Linked DNA regions of Mus musculus: region 1 is linked to region 2. The links are chromatin contacts, found by Hi-C or POLR2A ChIA-PET in ENCODE. All regions are on one chromosome and are shown on one strand. The core of a region is the stretch at or near the end of the contact, and the rest is flanking DNA. Distances in the headings are between cores, read along the strand shown. Region 1 holds the start of Tie1 (tyrosine kinase with immunoglobulin-like and EGF-like domains 1). Region 2 overlaps Mpl (myeloproliferative leukemia virus oncogene).

Region 1 (6,462 bases), core at 1,781-4,280, 44 kb before region 2:
GTTATGCTTGGGCTCAGCAACACGGGCTTCCACTCACCAAGGCTGACCTGGCTACAGCTGCTGCTGATTGCCAGATCTGCCAACAGCAGAAACCAACACTGAGCCCCAGATATGGCACCATTCCTCGAGGTGACCAGCCAGCAACCTGGTGGCAGGTTGACTACATTGGACCACTTCCTTCATGGAAAGGACAGCGTTTTGTTCTTACTGGAGTAGATACTTATTCTGGTTATGGATTTGCCTTTCCTGCACGTAATGCCTCTGCTAAAACCACCATTCATGGATTGACAGAATGCCTTATCTATCGTCATGGTATTCCACACAGTATTGCTTCTGACCAAGGAACTCATTTCACAGCCAGAGAAGTACGACAGTGGGCCCACGATCATGGAATTCACTGGTCTTACCACATTCCCCATCATCCTGAAGCAGCTGGTCTGATAGAAAGATGGAATGGCCTTTTGAAGATGCAGTTACAGCGCCAATTAGGTGGTAACAGCTTGGAAGGCTGGGGCAGAGTTCTTCAGAAGGCAGTATATGCTTTGAATCAGCGCTCGATATATGGTACAGTTTCACCCATAGCCAGGATTCATGGGTCCAGGAATCAAGGGGTGGAAAATGGAATAGTTCCACTTACTATCACTCCTAGTGACCCTTTAGGAAAATTTTTGCTTCCTGTCCCCATAACTCTAGGTTCTGCTGGCTTAGAAGTTTTGGCTCCAGAGAGGGGAGTGCTCCTACCAGGAGCTACAACAAACATTCCATTGAACTGGAAGCTCAGACTTCCCCCTGGTCATTTTGGGCTTCTAATGCCCTTAAACCAACAGGCTAAAAGAGGAATAACAGTGTTAGGAGGGGTGATAGATCCAGATTACCATGGGGAAATTGGATTACCTCTTCACAATGGTGGTAAGCAAGATTATGTCTGGAGTGTAGGAGATCCCTTAGGGCGTCTCTTAGTACTACCATGTCCTGTGATTAAAGTCAATGAGAAACTACAACAGCCAAATCCAAGCAGGATGACCAAGGACGCAGACCCATCAGGAATGAAGGTATGGGTCAATCCTCCAGGAAAAGAGCCAAGACCTGCTGAGGTGCTGGCTGAAGGAGAAGGAAATACAGAATGGGTAGTAGAGGAAGGTAGTTATAAATACCAATTAAGGCCACGTAACCAGTTGCAGAAACGAGGATTATAAAGTAATATGAATGCCCATTGTAAATTTACTAATGCGTTTGCGATTGTACGAGGGATAGTTATATCATGTTAGGCGTATTTACAACCTTGTTATTGTTTCATGTGAACATGAGATGTTATTTGTGTCAAGTTGACAAGGGGTGGATTGTAGTGGCTATTCCTGGTTGTCAACTTGACAATATTTGGAATGAACTACAATCCGGAATTGGAAGGCTCACCAGTGACCCTTATCTGGAGGCTTGGAGATCCTTATCTGGATCTTGGTTTGAAGATCTTGAGCCGTAGTGGCTATGGATTCCAGAAGATTGAATCTCCGAGTTAAGGAACACACCTTTAATCTGGGCTATGCCTTTCATCTGGGATTAAAGGTGTGGTGGAACACACCTTTAATCCGGGCTACACCTTTTGCTGGAGACAATATAAGGACATTGGAAGAAGGGAGTCTAGCTCTTGCTCTTGTTCCTTTGCCTGCTTGCTGCGTGAGACTGAGTAACTGCTAGATCCTTGGACTTCCATTCACAGCTGCGACTGAATCATTGTTGGGAATTGGGCTGCCAACTGTAAGTCATCAATAAATTCCTTTACTATCTAGAGACTGTCCGTAAGTTCTGTGACTCTAGAGAACCCTGACTAATACACCAAGTTTCCTGATTTAAAAGACGCTGAAGCAGTTCAGAAATTCTTCCTTGAAGAGACACAGCTTGGTGAAGGGTTATTAGCACAAGGTGACTACGAGAAGGGTGTGGACCACCTGACAAATGCCATTGCTGCCTCCGCAGCTGCTGCAAGTGTTCCAGCAGACTCTTCCACCACCAGTGTTCCAGATGCTCCTGACCAAGCTTCCGACCGTTAGTCAGAGAACTGTAAGTGCTCAGAGCCTGGCTGACAATGATCTGGAATGAACCAGATAACAACATAATAAAATCTCAGTAAAATAATTTAACAGTTAGCTTGGAAGCTGGTCAGCTCTGGGGAAATCAGGGTAAATTGTGCTGTCATGAACTGTCCCACACTGACATCGGCCAAAGTGAATATGAACTTTGGTAGATCCAATGCCTGTTCTATTTATTTTTCCAGTGAAAAGTATTTTGATAGAGCTTTTCATTTTGTAAATACACTGAGTTAACCAAAATATCATGGATTTCCGTTTGTTCTTAAGACATGCAACTCGTCTACGGCTATACCACTCTGAACGCGCCCGATCTCGGAAGACATGCAACTCAAATGTAAATACAGTAGAATATTACTTAGGTAGAAACTCCTGGTGATTTTAAAAGATTGGAAAAGAATATGAGGAAGAGTTGAATAATGCAAATTCTAGTGTGTGTGCTACCGAAGTGAACACTTAATGCACAGTCTACAGACTAGGACATTTTATCGTGTGTTGTAAAATTGGGTAGAAACTTGTGTTTGTGAAAACTGAGCATTAAAACCTTACAGAGACCGTTTCTTGTTTACTTTTGAAAAAAAAAAGAGTCACGTGAGCCTCATTTTGTATTTGTGTGTGTGTGTGTGTGTGTGTCTCCCCTCCTCCCAGCGTGTGTGTGCTGGGAGGAGGGGAGACCCCAGAACAATGTCCTGCCTCCAAACCTTCTCAATAGGCGGAAGCCACTGGCTTCCTCCCTTTCCTGTCTCCCGTGCTCCAGCAATGCAGATGGAAGGGACCGAAGGGATGGGAGAGAGAGCCCAACCATCCCCAGATCTGTCCTTGTCACAACCTGCCTCCCACCTCTAATGCCCCCCCTTCCAGAGACTTCCAGGCCACACCCATCCCGGGCTTGTGGGGGCTGGACACGGGAGGACTACAGGCGACAACTCTTCCCACCCTCTCTCCCTGCCACCCCTCCTACCCTAACCATCATTTCCTCTTCCTCCCCAGCACCGAGGTGCACTGAGCTGGACAGGCTGAACACTCAGACCCACAGCAACTGACCCCGGGCCCAGCTGGCCTTGGCTGGCCCAGGGCAGCTTCCAGAGTATGGTCTGGTGGGGATCCTCTTTGCTGCTCCCCACTCTTTTCTTGGCCTCTCATGTTGGTAAGTCTTCCCTGGAGTGAGCAGAGCTCCTCCCTGACTCTTGATTTCAAGGCCTTAATTCCAGCCCCCGACCCCCAAGAAACCCTAGCCTAGCCTAGCAATAGACCTCACAATATGGTGGTGAGCATGGGTTGGGGGAAGGGAAATAGAGAGTTATTGTTTAATGAGTGTAGCATTTCAGTTAGGGTGTGGTGGTGGACTTCTTTAATCCCAGCACTTGGAAGGCCAGCCTAGACTACACAGAGGACTCCATGTTAGCCCCATAAAGACTTATGGAGACCTTACGTCAAAAACAAAAACAAGAGCTGTGGAAATGGGTGGTGATGTTCACATGAGGTTATGAATGCATTTATTAACACTGAATTGACTGTTTACAAGTGGTTCTAACGGTAGATTCTAGGGTATGTGTATTTTAACACAACTTAAAAATTGCAGGGACAAGCAGAAACTGACATCATCATCATCATCGTCGTCGTCATAGCGTCATGACGATTTTGATCCACCAAGAATGAGGTCAGGGTGGGGAAAACTCAGGCAGGTGCTAGGAATCACTGCCTGGAGGGGGGAGAGGTGAGTAGGGGCAGAAGTCAGCCATCAACTTGGACCTCACGAGTAACTGTGTTGGGCTTAATCAATAATTCATTGGACAGACAAGCATGGTGGCTTTAACTCCAGTACTCAGGAGGCAAAAGCAGGTAGATCTCTGAGGTTCGAAGCCAGCCTGGTCTACATAGCAAGTCCCAGGACAGCCAGAACTACATAGAGAGACCCAGTCTCAAAATAATAACAATAATAATAATAATAAAATTTATTTAGCACCAATGATGTTCCATTAGTTGAGAATATGGCAACACCTAAACCTATCATATGACAACTAAATGATGCTGGGCTCCCAAAGGTTGATACGTTTGTTGTTTAAATGGAGCTGTGTGTACAGAGGGCATGGAGAAGCTTCTGAATGCTGGTGGCAGGTCCTTTCAGTCTGCTGACCAGAGAACTAGAAGTCAGAGGCTGCCTTTGAGTGGTTCTGTCTGGTGGGAAACACAGGCCAGGAATGAGGGCCAGACAGAAGCAGACATCAAGAGCTTTTGAGAAGCACTGAGAAGAGAGTCAGCTTACTCTGCCACAGGACCAGAAAAGTCATGAAGGGTTTCCCTAAGAGAGGTAGTCAACAGAGTAGCAAGTGCAAGCTTGGGAGGTATGGAAGCCCATAAGAAAAAACTGTAGGCCAGGCAGTGGTAGTGCACGCCTTTAATCCTAGCACTTGGGCAGCAAAGGCAGGCGGATTTCTGAGTTCAAGGCCAGCCTGGTCTACAGAGTGAGTTCCAGGACAGCCAAGGCTACACAGACAGGGCTATACAGAGAAACTCTGTCTCAAGAGAAAAAAAAAAGAAAAAAAAGAAAAAGAAAGAAAAGAAAAGAAAAGAAAAGAAAAGAAAGACGAGAAAAAGAAAAAAAGAAAAGAAAAAGAAAAACCTGCAGAAGTATGTGCCAGCAGACTGGAAGCTAAGGGAAGAGGAGCCTGGGCTTGGACAACCTGGCTCTGCTCCCTTCTAACTGTATGACCTTAGGCAAGTTTTGAGCTTTTGCTCCCTGGTTATAAAACCATCATCCTGGAAGAGGATAACACTCACCTCCCAGGACAGTGTGGTCCTGAAAGGACGAGAGCATCACTAAAGGGCCCCGGCACATAATTGACATCCAATAAACATTAATTATTATGACAGCAGGAACACAAGATGACTCTGAAGTTAGTGTCTCAGGTAATGGGTGTTATCCTTTGACTCAGAAAGCTTGGGAGAGGTGAGGGTGTAGCTTAGGAAACACAGATGCAAATGCATTGGGAGCTGAAAGGCCACACCAGAGCTACTGACTCAGGGGTGACAGTTAATGCCGAGGGAGTGGATGAATGTGCTCCGTAGTTATTACAGCAAAGGATGTCAACTTCACTGGAAGCCATGAGGATGCCAGGGAGAAAGGGCATTTGGTGCCCGCGAGGTGGCCAAGAGATGCCAGCTTCTTTGGCTTACGATAGACCGTCAAAAATATGCTAAGTGGCATTTAAATGAATTGATGACCTGACAGCTAACAGGCAGGGAAGGGCCAGGGAAGGAGGGGCCTTGGAAGGTCTGGGGTCACAGGTCTGAAGCAGGCTGATCACATTCTTCTCCTCGGTCTTGCCCACTTCAGGGTACAGATTTTACGCTCCAGTTGCACTAGCCCGGGGCAGCTCCCCTCCCCACACTACAACATTTCTCATACTTGAGCGTAGGGTGGCCTCTCCCTACGCCTGACCTTTCGTTCCTCCTCACCCAAGCACCTTCTAATGAAGTTTGTTATCTGCATCTTTTCCTGTCCCCTTTCCTTCCCCCGCCCCCCTGCTGGTTAGATGTTCCTCCCTCTGAGCCAACACCTCCATCTGGGAGGGATGCCTGTGTCTGGTCCTCCAGCTTCCCAAGGTAGGGCCCAGACCCACCTGTGTCTGTGTCTCTCTGGCCCTAACCGATCTTCAATCCCAGCCAGTCAAATAGTCCTCAATTAGTTAAGCAAGAAAGAGGGTGTGCGTCCTCATGACACTCCAGTCTCAGCGACTCTTCTAACCTGCACCTCCATGATGGGGCAGGGACAGGTGGCTCAGGGATAGCCTTGGTGGGAATGGTTCACACAGGAGTCAGGGCAATGACCTGACACGGACAGAGTAAGGGAAGGAGACAGAAGCGTAGCTCATTCCCTGTCTGGACCAGAGAAGGATGTGTGCTTTTGTTTATGTTTTAGGACGAAGAGGCTTGCAGGTAAAGAGCGAGCACATGTGTAAGGGAAGGGAATGGGCGGAAATCTTTGAAAAAGTGAAGTCTTCTAAGGACACAGTGAAATATTAACACAAGTTACTGTTGGAGTCCCGGGCTCCTGGGGCTGCTGAGCTGGCAGGATCCACCATGGAGTCACTGTTGTTTGGTCCTAGGTGCGTCTGTTGACTTAACATTGCTGGCCAACCTGCGCATCACAGACCCCCAGCGTTTCTTCCTGACCTGCGTGTCTGGTGAGGCCGGAGCAGGGAGGAGCTCGGACCCGCCCCTGCTGCTGGAGAAGGATGATCGCATCGTGCGCACCTTCCCGCCTGGGCAGCCCCTGTACCTGGCACGCAACGGTTCTCACCAGGTCACGCTGAGGGGCTTCTCCAAGCCCTCGGATTTGGTAGGCGTCTTCTCCTGTGTGGGTGGTGCTGGCGCG
Region 2 (6,739 bases), core at 392-2,891:
AAAAACATTTCGTGTCGGGCAGTGGTGGCGCACGCCTTTGATCCCAGCATTCAGGAGGCAGAGGCAGGTGGATTTCTGAGTTCGAGGCCAGCCTGGTCTACAAAGTGAGCTCCAGGACAGCCAGGGCTACACAGAGAAACCCTGTCTTGAAAAACCAAAAAAAAAAAAAAAAAAAAAAACATTTTGTATATCAATTCCTAGCATACTTCTTGGCGTATAGAGAGATACTAGTTACACAATTAAACAATGTTTTTATTCTCAGTTAACACACACACAAACACACTCATCTTCCTGCAAGACAACCCAAGCAAACAGCTTCATTCCTAGACAGACCAGATACAATTATCAGAAATAAATTAATTTTCTTCCTGAGTTGTACTTTTTTACTATATATAGTTCATAAATATAGCATTAAATTTCCCTGTGTATACCATTCATGTAGCCAAGTTGTCAATCACCCAGATGTATATATAACATATATAATTTCCATTCACTCCTTCTGTCTATATACTGCATAGTAAGCAAAGATGACTGCTGTCTTACCATTACCATCAATCTGACTGACTGGAGTTAAACTTTATAAAGTAGACCCATTAGTATTCTCTTGGAGCTGACTTCTCAGCTCTGTCAGTGGCGCCACAGCCACCTCTTACCCAATACCCAAGCCTAGAAACATTCTTGCTACCTTCTTTCCTTCTTCCTGCTATTTACCAATGAGTAATTTGCATAATGTGTTAACACTCCTCATTCCTAGTCTTCCCTTTGACCTTCTGTTCTCTTAGCGCACTAAAGCAGCATTGTTTCACTGTGCTCCCTCGGTGCCTTGCACTAATTGTGATTTTCTGCTTCCCTCTTTAGATGAAACGATGTATTTCACTTGTCTAGGACCTAGCTCAGTGTTTGGCATATCCTAGGCAACTGGAGTGTTTGCTAAGCGTATAATAGTATCCCTGCTCGCAAAAAATAATGTTTGTAGTCCTGGTACCTTGCACAAATCTGGTGTCCTCTGCAGTATAGTACTTATGGCACGGTTTGTGTGTCTCTGAAGAGAAAAGCGTGTCTTTTAGAGTGTCCAAGGCGGGACTAGTGGGGATGGTTTGCGCTTGTAGCTGGATCCTCACATCTTGGGGAAGAATGCACAGCTGTGTGCGCGAGCGCCTGGCTGTGTGTGTGTTCCTCGTGTGATCTTGATCTCAGGCAGAGCTTTCGATCACGCCAGCTCCAAGCCTGGGCTCAGACCCACTCCACGTTGCTCCTCTCAGGTGCTGGAGCCATCTCTCGGTGCCCGGGGAGGGACCCTAGAGCTGCGCCCCCGAGCTCGCTACAGCTTGCAGCTGCGTGCCAGGCTCAACGGCCCCACCTACCAAGGTCCCTGGAGCGCCTGGTCTCCCCCAGCTAGGGTGTCCACGGGCTCCGAGACTGGTGAGGACGGGCAGGGCTGAAGCTGGTCTACGCTGCGTGGGGACCTGGTTACACTATAGGTGGGGCTATGGGCAAGCCTCAGAACTCAGCGCAGCCCAGTGCAGTGTTGAGTTCACCGGATGCTGAGGGTGGAGCCAGGGCTGGAGTCAGCACGCCCCCGGGTGGAGCCGAGGGTCAGCCGTGGTCAGATGCTTTTTGTTTCCTAGCTTGGATCACCTTGGTGACTGCTCTGCTCCTGGTGCTGAGCCTCAGTGCCCTTCTGGGCCTACTGCTGCTAAAGTGGCAATTTCCTGCGCACTACAGGTACCGCCCTTCCAAAAGGATGGTGGGGTGTGGTCCGTGAGGACAGTGGCCTCTGAACAAGTATTCTAGGGTCACTTGCTGACACCGCTTTCTGGACCACAGAACATCCACACCTACCTCTTCAGCTGCTTCCTGCTCGCCTCTGGGAGTGAAGTTCTTACACAGTAACCTGCCCACTCCTTGGACGCCTCCAATAGCCCCACCTCCTGGCTGCTCACTTAGTGACAGGGCTACTGTCCAACTTTGGCCCAAATCAGGGTTCTTGTGTCTCTCCATCCGCACACCATCCAGTTGGCTTTGAAACCTGGTCATTCCGACTCAGGAAAGCTGATCAAACAATGCTTTCTTTCTCTGGCTCCGCACACTACCTGACTCTTTGAAACAGTGCCCCTTCTCTCTCTTCCTGGCGAGCGTCTCCAAACGCACATAATTCCATGGCGACCTGCCTACCTCCCCAGGATAGAACCCAACAAGGCTCTACAGAATCTCAGCCTTGCCAAAGCCCTGAGTTACTCCAGTTGGGTTGTTTTTCTGCTCAGTGCCTTTGTCCATAATGACCCTCCTGTCTGGAATATCCTCTTTGGCTGACTACACATTCATCTTTAAATAACTTTCTTCGCTAAGCTTAGCCTTTCCTGGCCTCCCCTCATTGGCTGCTCCTTTGTGTCCGCGTGGTGTTTTCCTGCACTAATCTATTTGGTGCAGGGTGCTGTACCTAGGGCTCCCACGTGCTAAGCACGCGCTTCACCCCCGTCCTACACTCCCAGCTCAGCTTTTCTCCCTTCGCGTGTCCTCCCCATCAGACCTTACTCTGCCATTTTTAAACCCTCAGCACAGTGTCTGCCAAGTAGAAGTCCCTTAAATAAGTTCCCTAATGAATGACTCACTTATGTGAGGGCTGAGGAGACATTATAAACCTGACGAGAGAATGCACACCACCACAGTCCTTCACTTGGCACTGTCTGCTGAGTCTTGAGCTCAGAAGTCAAAAGTATAGAAGAGCGTGTTTTGATTAGAGGCTAGGCCAAGCAACAGGACCCCGCTCCTGGACTCCACTCCACACCTCACTTTGAACATGTTCTTTTTTTGTTTTGGGTTTTTTAAAGACAGGATCTTACTTGTAGCCCAGGCTGGCCTGGAAGTCTTTGTATAGTCCTGAATGACTTCAAAGTCACTGCAATCCCCATGCCTCAGCTCCACCCCCTGCCCCACCCTGAGTCCTAGGATTACAGGCATGAGCCATCACGCCTGACTTTCTTTAAACTTTTAATCTGCCTTTATGTAAGAGCAGTCTAGAATGGAGCCTTTATTCAAAGGTAGCCATTTATCTGACACCCCCCCCCACCTTCCCACCCCAAAATGTTGATGGAGAAGAAGGAAGTGATGTTGCAAACTGGGTTACTTTCTACAATCAGAAAGGTCATTGAGGAGGCCAGTCTCCTATGGCTGAAGTCCTTCAACTTGGAAATAAATCTGCTGCCCAAGAGTTGGAAGTCTCCCCAGTATCCTTAATTTGCACTCTTCACAGACAACCCCCTGCAGTAGCATCCAGAGCTAGACACAGCACTGTTTTTTTTTTTTTCACAAGCACCTACTATGGGCTCAATGCTGGGGTAACAGGAGTGGGACAACCTACTGTGGGTTCAGTGCTAGGGTAACGTCTGGAACAATAGACAAGCTTTCAAACGGAACCTGTGTTCTCATGGACTAGGGTAAAAACAAACAAATGTAACAATGAAAAACTCCAGCGCATGGGATAGTTAGCGATGGGGAACGAAGACATACTGTCTTGGCAGAGTGGTCAGGCCAACCCGCTTTGACTATGCCCCTGTCTCTTCACACTTACTCCGCTGCCTCACTGCCTCCCCTCCTGGCCCACTTTAGGGCCCTCCTTATGGGTCCCAACTCAATCCCAAGTCATGTTCCTCTCTCTTCCTTCTCTGATAGGAGACTGAGGCATGCTTTGTGGCCCTCGCTTCCAGACCTACACCGGGTCCTAGGCCAGTACCTCAGAGACACTGCAGCCCTAAGTCCTGTAAGTACACCCTAACCCTTCCCTCCTCCAATCACCCACCACCAATGACTCTTGTCCCACAGTGCAACTTGCTCATGGTCTTTGCCTCCATACTTACTATCCCTTAGTGTTACTCCCTAATCTAATTTGTATTAAGCAAACCCAGCCCACTCTATACCCTAAGATCTCTAGTTATTTTATTTTATTTTATTTTATTTTATTTTATTTGAGATAGGATTTCTCTGTGTATCCCTGGCTGTCCCTGGACTAGCTAAATAGACCAGGCTGGCCTGCTCTGTGTCCCAGGAGCCTGAGCCACTCCTGGTTAATCTAGTTTCTTCTGCTTGACTCTCTCAGTCTAAGGCCACGGTTACCGATAGCTGTGAAGAAGTGGAACCCAGCCTCCTGGAAATCCTCCCTAAGTCCTCAGAGAGCACTCCTTTACCTCTGTGTCCCTCCCAACCTCAGATGGACTACAGAGGACTGCAACCTTGCCTGCGGACCATGCCCCTGTCTGTGTGTCCACCCATGGCTGAGACGGGGTCCTGCTGCACCACACACATTGCCAACCACTCCTACCTACCACTAAGCTATTGGCAGCAGCCCTGAAGGCAGTCCCCATGCTACTGCAGACCTATACATTCCTACACACTACCTTATCCATCCTCAACACCATCCATTCTGTTGCCACCCCACTCCCCCTCTGGCTTTATAACACTGATCACTCCAGATGGCTGCTCACAAATCCAGAGCTCTGTCTCTGCAGCTGCTTGGCTCCTCTGGCTGTTTATTTTTATTTTTTTAATTTTTTAGACACTGTTTATTATATAACTCTGATGACCTATAACTTGCTATGTAGAAACGGCTGGCCTCAAACTCACAGAAATCTGCCTGCTGTGACTAAAGTTGCCATGCCCTGTAGCTCCAAACCCTTGGGGGTGGGGAAAGTCTCTGTTTCCCTATCTCCTACAGGCTTTAAAGAGTTCTTCAGTGAGTCCCCTAGCTTGCTGTTAAGGGAACTGTGCAAGCCTTCTAATTATGAGACCCAGTGGGGTCTTGCTGTCATCTATTTATTTGATCTCTCTTGGCATCCTCCTCCACCCTGGGTGCCACAGTATCACCTTCCTTCCTGGTTCTGTTCCTGCCTCTCTGAGCATACTAGCAGCAAAAGAGCCAACTCTGGAGCTAGAACCAGGTTCTGGTCCTGTCGTTCACACCTGCTAGCTGTGCAAACTTAGGCAAATAGCCTTTGAGCCTTTTCCCTCTCATCTACGAAGTGTGGATAATAACAGAACCCCATAGAGCAGTGTGAACAATTGAGAACACACTGGCTGGGACAGTCAATGCTTAAAATGCCCCAATTAATGTCCTAAGTATTTCTTCTCTTCCTATTCTGGCCTTTGTTACATGATGACCATCAGAAAGTTCTTATCTCCAGCCCAGACTTCTATAGATAGATCCCACAGTGTTTTCTGTGGATTTTAACATTTGTTTCTTGCTCCTGGATAGTGAGTTGAAAGGCAAGGGTTAGGATCTGTCCTTACCCCCCACCCCCACCCCAGCATCTTCAATACTATTTCACGTATGATAGGTGGCAGACCTCCAATAAATATCGTCTGAATGAAACCTTTCTGAATGATGTTGCCTTGACTCCATGCCAGCTTCCTTGACCCTGCATGCCACACTTTGCAGTGGTAAATGAACTCAAACCACTCAGGTTACAGATTTCTCTGAGCCATTCAAACTGTCAATCATGTTACCATGTTTGGATCTCTGCTAGCTCCAAATATACCCAATTTGTTAGGGTCTTGGCAGAGATGGACAGCACGAACTGGGTAAATTGACTCGCTTAATACAGAACAGGACACATTTCCAAAGGTGAGGGTGGGATTTTTGTAAAGCCATCAAGGAACAGCATTGTGCCACAGAGCTTGTAAGGAAGCTGGGACCAACCTTAGACATGAAGCAGTAAGGACGACCCATCAGACCTAGAGGGAAGAACTACAAGACGGGTTCACTTTCAGCAGGAGGGTGTGGAGGAATTATTCAAATGCTTAGTTCTGAGTCTCTTGGAATAGAGATTCTTTTAATGGCAGAGGATGAGTTATGAATATGCCGTATGCCATCTGTTTGCCACCCCAGACCCACGTCACCCTTCTCTCCCTTGATGGACAGGGTTGATTCACAGACTCTGTATCAGAGGGTTCCTGAGAGCTTTGTTTCTGTTTGGATTCCATGGGAGGATATTGTTAAATTGTGTCCCCTGTCTCCAAAATGTCCACTTTGAAATCTTTTTTTTAAAAGATTTATTTATTATATGTAAGTACACTGTAGTTGTCTTCAGACACACTAGAAGAGGGTGTCAGATCTCATTATGGATGGTTGTGAGCCACCATGTGGTTGCTGGGATTCGAACTCAGGACCTTTGGAAGAGCAGTCAGTGCTCTTAACCGCTGAGCCATCTCACCAGCCCCCACTTTGAAATCTTAAATTCAAGTACCTCAACTGTGATTTTTTTTTAAAGCAGGGTTATTACATTCAAAATTAGTTAAAATGAGTCACTATGGTTGGTACTCTTAGGGGGGAAGGGAGGATTTCAGACCTTGATGGGGGAAGGAGAAAGAAAGCCAAGTGAAGATGGTCAGAAACCAAGAACTACCATCAAACCAACAGGAGTCTGAGAAGCATGAACCGGATTCTCCCTCAGAGACCTCCAAGAGAACCACCCTCTACCATTTTTGGTCTGGCACTTGTAGCCTCAGCATTGTGAGGCAATGGGTATATCGGTTCTCTAGGGCACCCATCTTTTGGTACTTGATGGAATCCAGCTGGGGAATTTACCCTCCATACCAACCAGTGGGATGGGTCAGCCCATCATTGTGACGATGCCCGATGGACAGCAAGTATTGATAGTACCAGCAACAGACATTGCTGAAGAAACTGTCATCAGTGAAGAGCCACTAGCTAAGAGACAGTGTATGGAAATAATTGAGAGCCGGG

Evidence for each region. Hi-C counts contacts between places; a loop is a spot of excess contacts on that map. ChIA-PET counts read pairs that join two places held with the same protein, here RNA polymerase II (POLR2A).
Region 1: a map of heart shows a loop between it and region 2 (2.4-fold over the local background). The contact joins the promoter of Tie1 here to the enhancer-like site in region 2. A Hi-C loop is called at or near these places in 6 of 37 maps with a recorded cell type or tissue (heart and mouse embryonic stem cell). POLR2A ChIA-PET finds 5 or more read pairs at or near these places in 1 of 5 experiments (embryonic stem cell).

The regions. Positions count from the first base shown.
Region 1 is chr4:118,486,417-118,492,878 of GRCm38, reverse strand. It overlaps Tie1 (tyrosine kinase with immunoglobulin-like and EGF-like domains 1), which reads left to right and starts at 3,030. Exons shown (of 23, transcript NM_011587.2): 1 at 3,030-3,231; 2 at 6,194-6,462. The coding sequence starts at 3,174. It also overlaps the pseudogene Gm12859.
Region 2 is chr4:118,441,038-118,447,776 of GRCm38, reverse strand. Mpl (myeloproliferative leukemia virus oncogene) reads left to right here. Exons shown (of 12, transcript NM_010823.3): 9 at 1,263-1,422; 10 at 1,629-1,725; 11 at 3,673-3,760; 12 at 4,097-5,362. The coding sequence ends at 4,348. Among named protein-coding and RNA genes, the nearest start is that of Cdc20, 7.1 kb to the right of the region's middle. Within about 2 kb of position 1,641, at least 1 of the 3 ENCODE cell types and tissues checked has a DNase peak (open chromatin) inside an H3K27ac peak, as active enhancers do; it is heart, where a contact is called at or near this core.